2 separate regions of the Homo sapiens genome follow, and region 1 is linked to region 2. A link is an interaction called in ENCODE POLR2A ChIA-PET data of the cell type or tissue named here. Cell type or tissue: OCI-LY7. All regions are shown on one strand. Each heading gives the region's core, and the rest is flanking DNA. Links, peaks and the distances in the headings are about the cores only. Region 1 overlaps CCR9 (C-C motif chemokine receptor 9). Region 2 overlaps CCR5AS (CCR5 antisense RNA).

Region 1 (2,917 bases), core at 209-2,708, 490 kb after region 2:
AGCATTTGTTTTCTTTCTACTTAGACAATAATTAGTACATCTCCCATCCACAAATGAGGAATGGCAGGTGGGCTGTTACATTTTTCCCAGCTCATCCTTTCTACATTAGCTCCCTTTCCCTTGATTCAGCTTGTCTGTCAAGTCCTGTTTTGCTGACTGGTTCCCCTTCCCCCTGCTCTATCAGCTAAGGGACTCACCGAAGCTAACAGGACAGTGGTCGCTTTGAGAATGCCCTGGGCTCTGGACTCCCCAGGAAAAGGGCCTTTGAGTAACCAGGTGGCAAGAAGAACATGAGGGCTGGGTGGTGCCCACTGGGGTTGGGGCCCCTCCCTAAAAGACCCGGTGCCCCCAGAACCCACCTTTCTCCTCTTTACCCTGACTTCAGCAGGAAAAGGAAGTCCTAGGTTTGTGTACTGAAGAAAATGAGTTCTAGTTCCCTAATGCACAGGGCCTCGGAACTGACTGAAATAAATCTCGAGTTGTCATTTTCATGTGTTTTGAATTTCTTTAAAGCCCACCCCTACATAACCAAAGAAACAACAGCTTGACTGCCTTCGAGGACGAAGTCTGTGCCTGAGCTGGGGCATTTCCTTTTATACCCTTAGCGAGTACATTTCAAGGAAACCTGTCCAGCATCACACCCCAAGGTTCTCGAAAAAAATAGCCTCTTTCATAAATCCTATAAAGCCAACCTGTTGGCTTCCTTTCCATAACAACATCATGACCCCACCCTGCTTTTCTGAAAGTACAGTGGTTTCCAATGCATAATGTGTGGTAAAACCACTTTGGAAAACTGGCAGTTTCTTAAGACGTTATACATGCACTCACCATGTGATCCAGTCATCCCACTCCTAAGTATTCACCCAAGAAAATTGTAAGTATATGTCCCCATAAAGACTAGTATGTGAGTGTTTATTACAGCTTTACTCTGTGGTAGGCAAAAACTGCTAACAGCCTAAATGTCCATCAAGTAGTAAATGGATAAGTTAACTGTGAAATATCCGTCCAATGGAATAGGGAATGAATGACCGATTCACACAGCAACATGGACAAGTCTCCAAACAATTATGCCAAGTAGCCAGACCAAAGGGAGTTCATACTGTATGATTTCACTTGTATAAAACTCTAAATAATGCAAACTAATCTATACTGACGGAAAGCAGAATCACTGATGTCCTGGCAATAGAGAGAGAGAGAAGGGGAGGTGGCTGGGCATGGTGGCTTACGCCTATAATCCCAGCACTTTGGGAGGCCAAGGTGGGTAGATCACCTGAGGTTGGGAGTTCGAGACCAGTCTGGCCAACATGGTGAAACCCCATTTCTATAAAAATACAAAAAATTAGCCAGGTGTGGTGGTGTGCGCCTGTAGTCTCAGCTACTCAGGAGGCTGAGGCAGGAGGATCACTTGAACCTGGGAGGCAGAGGTTGCAGTGAGCCAAGATTGCACCACTGCACTCCAGCCTGGGTGACAGAGCAAGACTCCATCTCAAACAAAAAAAAAAAGAGAGAGAGAGAGAGGGAAGGGGAGTGTGGGAGGGCAGGAGGGCAGGTGGGTACAAAGGAAACCTCAGTGGGGGATAAATATGTTCACTGTCTGGGTTGTGTGAGAGCTTCGCAAGGGTGTATGTACGTCAGAACTTACATTCTGCATTTTAATATTTGCAGTTTATTATAATTGGACCTCAATAAAGCTGTTCAAGTAAGGCAGGAAAAAGCAAAGTACGATGAAAACCTTCTGGCACTTCACTTCTCAGTGTCATCTCCGGCTGTCAGCAGGCCCTGAGGAGGAAAGCAACCAGAACTTCCTCCTGGTAACCTCTCTGCTGGTAGCTTTTCAAAAGTGCACTGGAGTGCCTTGTGCTGTTGTAGCCAACTTGAGAGATCACTACGGACCCACGTGGGTTTTTTTTGTTTTGGTTTGTTTTTGTGGGTTTTTTCCTTTTATTTTAGCTTCAGGGGTATATGTGCAGGTTTGTCATATAGGTAAATTGCGCGTCATGGGGGCTTGGTGTATAGATTATTTCGCCACCCAGGTTAATAAGCATAGTACCTGACTGGTAGATAGTTTTTTTATCCTCACCCTCCTACCTCCCTCCATCCTCAAGGGGGTCCCAGTGTCTGTTATTCCCTTTTTTGTGTCCATATGTACTCAACATTTAGCTCCCATTTATAAATGAGAACATGTGACATTTGTTTTTCTGTTCTGTGTTAATTCACTTAGGATAATGGCCTCCAGTTCCATCCATGTTGCTTCAAAGGACAGGATCTTGTTCTTTTTTATGGCTGTGTAGTATTCCATGATGTATATGTACCACATTTTCCTTATCCAGTCTATCGTTGATGAACATTTAGGTTGATTCCATGTTTTTGCTATTGTGAATAGTGTTGGAATGAACATACATGTTCACATGTCTTTATACCCATATGTTTTTAAGATTAAATTAGATAGATAGATAGACAATTTGTATATGTATATGTATGTGTGTTTCACATACATATTTCCTGTCTCTGTCTGCTGAGAGGACCTAAAAGCAATGATACACAGCATAATTAGCACCTAGTGCCCTGATCTTGGAATCTAAATATCTTTCTCCACTAAACAGCCAGGGCTCCTTGGAGACATGTAACTACATGTTGATGGTGTTGGATTTGAAGACCAGCTAAGTTGGTCTTCAAACCCCATACCACCAACATGGAAGCAAACCAGTGTCACATTTGTCCTAAAGAGTTGAGGAGGGAAGACACATCATCTTTATTCCTGGAAAAAAGGTCAACCTAAATCAAAGAATGAGGAAGCATCAGAAAAACGCAAAATGAAGGACTTTCTGCAAAGTAATTGGCCAAATATCAAGGTCAAGTGAGACAAAGAAAAACTGAGAAACCATCTCAGGTTGAAGGAGACTAAAGAGACAGGACA
Region 2 (2,917 bases), core at 331-2,830:
AACCCTGGAGGCAGAGCTTGCAGTGAGCTGAGACTGCGCCACTGCACTCCAGCCTGGGTGACAGAACCAGACTCCATCTAAAAAATAAATAAATAAATAATAAATAAATAAATAAATAATAAAGGGAAGTGCAGGCATACTCAAGAGAGAGAGAGTTGCGCCCAGTAGGGTTTGGGGCTTCTACATTATGGGTTTCTTTAACCAAAGGATGGAATATTCATGAAGTTTCCTGAAAAAGGTAAAGATTTCTCAGAGCTGTGGTGCCACCCATTTTTACACCAAACATGAGTGTTCCAGGAAATGGAATGGCCCTGGTGGGTGTGTGATTTGGTATGTTATTGAGCATATAATGAGGTTCCAGGCAAAACCTAGGAGAAACTCAGCACCATATTGGATCCAGTTGCTTTTAACCAGCCTTGGCTCACACCCTGGTTCTCAGGTTCTTATTGACCCCTGGATTATGCAGCTATTTCAACAGTTTCCTTTTTTACTAGTCAAACTGCTGCCTGGAATCTTCCATTCTCCTGTGACCACCCTTATTATTCCTGTCTCAATACTACCATCTTGTTTAACACAGTTAGGGGGTGCCTGTGGCCTGTAGAATAAAAACTACACTTGACAGCTTGACATAGACATTGCAAACAGTAAGCATTCAATAAATGCTGAATTAACACGTGAATGGGGACTGTGGAGTGATAAATAGCTAATGCACTCGGGTACTGTGCTGGGGAGACTCCTTGTTCCCCTTCACCATATGCTTTGCTTCTGCTCCAGTGGAGGGCAGAGCAGAGGGGAGGGCTAGAAGGAGTACCTCCCAATCTTCTTGTCACTCCATACTGCCCACTGCTCCTGATCTCCTGCAGGAGGAATGCATGCACGCAGCCAGACACACACACCCACACTCACACCAGTGTCTGTCTGTCTGTCTATCTATCTATCTATCTATCTATCTATCTATCTATCTATCTATCTATCTATCTATCATCTATGTACCCTATCCATCTATCTACCTATCTATCATCTATCTCAAGTCAGCTGTGCTACTTTAGGCACCTGGACTATACCTTGCTTTATTTCACCTCTGCACATTTGCATAAGAGTTCCTACTCCTATGCTCCACTCAGTAGCTTCTAACTAATCCTTATTCAACTGCAGCAATGCTCTCTAGGATTTTTTCCTCCAGACCCCCATCCTTGGATTGGATAACTCATCCTCATCTGGCTCTCAGAGCCTTATCCCGACACTGTTCACAGTAACATAGGCATTAAAAAGAAATTTTTTTCTTTTTAACCTTGGTAAGGTTTTCCTTTTAATGAAAAGCAGCCCCCAAATCATTTCTTTTCTAGCAAAGAGCAACCTGTAAAATTGGGCTGCAGACATAGATAAGCAATCTGGAAGCTTGCAAGAGTGAATGCCGGCAGCTGTGCCAATAGGAAAAGACTATCTGGGGGCCAGGCATGTTCAACATGGATTCTTCATCTTCCCTTTTCTTTGTCAACCACGTGTACAGTAAGGAACAGACAACATGGCACCAGCCAGGTATAGACCCCGTCTGCGTAATAAAAGATTAGGATGGGATGGCCAGCTTCTTTGTATGCTATGTAAACATCACACCTGGTCTGACCAATCTCTCGGGTCCTAAGTAAATCAGACACCACTTCCTCAAGCTCGTCTATAAAATGCCTTGCATTTCACCACAAAACAGGAAGATCCACTCAGGTGCCCCTCTCTCTGTGCAGGCAAGAGAGCTATTCTTTTTTCTCTTTCTTTTGCCTATTAAACCTCTGCTCTTAAACTCACTTCTTGTGTGCCTGAGTCCTTGATTCCCTTGGCGTGAGACCACAAACCTCAGGTATTCACCCCAGACAATGATGCCACTTCAACAGTACTTTTCAAACTTTGCCTTTTTGCTTGCTTTTCTCTCTAAATAGTGAATTTCATAAGGACAGGGACTCTCTTTCATGGCATGAGTTGGCATCTGGCACATAGCTGGCCCTCCTTCAATGTTTGCTGAATCAATGAATGAATGCTGAATGTTGAGCTGCAGATGGTTAGTGCACAACTGAACTAGAGGGGAAGTAAGAACCCCCTTAGGGGTTTCTTTTGTTTCTGTTTCTGCTTGAAGGAGGACAGAAGCTCTGCCCAGTTTCCTCTCCTTCTCAGAGGACGGCTGGAGGAAACACTTCCCATCCCTCTCTTACCCCTGGCCATCCCTGGCCTCCACAGTAGGAGAGTGGCGGTGGGGTTTATTGGTTGCTCTCCTTTGCATAGGCACAGCTGAGGATGAGGGCCCCGGAAGTAGACTGAGGCGCGTGGTATGAAATCCTACTTGTTTCCTGTGCCTAAGCCACCCCTGCCCATGGGGCTTTGCCAGAACTTCTCATTGGGTTTTGCTTACCTAGCTCTTAACACGTTAATTCCTACTTGCTCTTCCTTGAGTGTAAGCTTCTGTCAGAGTCCAGAAGGAAGGGGTGGGGAATTGGCCTGCTGCCCTCACTCTCTCAGTTTGCTTTGAGCTATGGAGTCTACATCTGACCAGAATTATTGGTAGCAGGTTAATCCACCCTAAAAGGCTTTCAAAAGGAGCTACAGAAGACCAAGCAAATTGAACACAGTGCCATAAAGTTGTGAGGCCCTTTCCATCCATTACTTACAAAATCATGCTGTTGATTTCATACCCATGAGCCCCTGGCTGACTCTGGTCGGCCAGTGCTTCTCTCTCACTGCAGAGAGTGAGCTGGATTGCCCGCTATGTCTAAGTGCACTGTTTGGGGGAGCACATCCTAATCTGAAGAAGAAATAGCCATTATTAGCAAATTATTAAAGTGGCTAACTGTTACCAGAGCTTTTATGTGCCAGGCACTGTGTTAAGCCCTCAACATGCAATTTCTCATTTATCCTCTGAACAAACCTGTAA

Evidence for each region. Peaks named below come from ENCODE experiments on the same cell type or tissue, not always from the same donor. Only the 100,000 strongest peaks of a DNase experiment are listed, where the experiment ranks them.
Region 1: POLR2A ChIA-PET joins it to region 2 with 5 read pairs; 1 of 35 experiments calls an interaction of 5 or more read pairs at or near these places.

What each region holds. Positions count from the first base shown.
Region 1 is chr3:45,891,744-45,894,660 of GRCh38, reverse strand. All of the region lies in intron 1 of CCR9 (C-C motif chemokine receptor 9), which reads right to left. It also overlaps a transcript of LZTFL1 not described here. Among named protein-coding and RNA genes, the nearest start is that of CCR9, 6.7 kb to the right of the region's middle. In OCI-LY7, for the core only: no CTCF peak of the experiment used is centred there; no DNase peak of the experiment used is centred there.
Region 2 is chr3:46,382,922-46,385,838 of GRCh38, reverse strand. The region is part of intron 2 of CCR5AS (CCR5 antisense RNA); the gene reads left to right. Among named protein-coding and RNA genes, the nearest start is that of CCR5, 13 kb to the right of the region's middle. In OCI-LY7, for the core only: no CTCF peak of the experiment used is centred there; DNase peaks (open chromatin) are centred at 1,658 and 2,088; H3K4me3 peaks cover 1,460 bases; H3K27ac peaks cover 1,599 bases.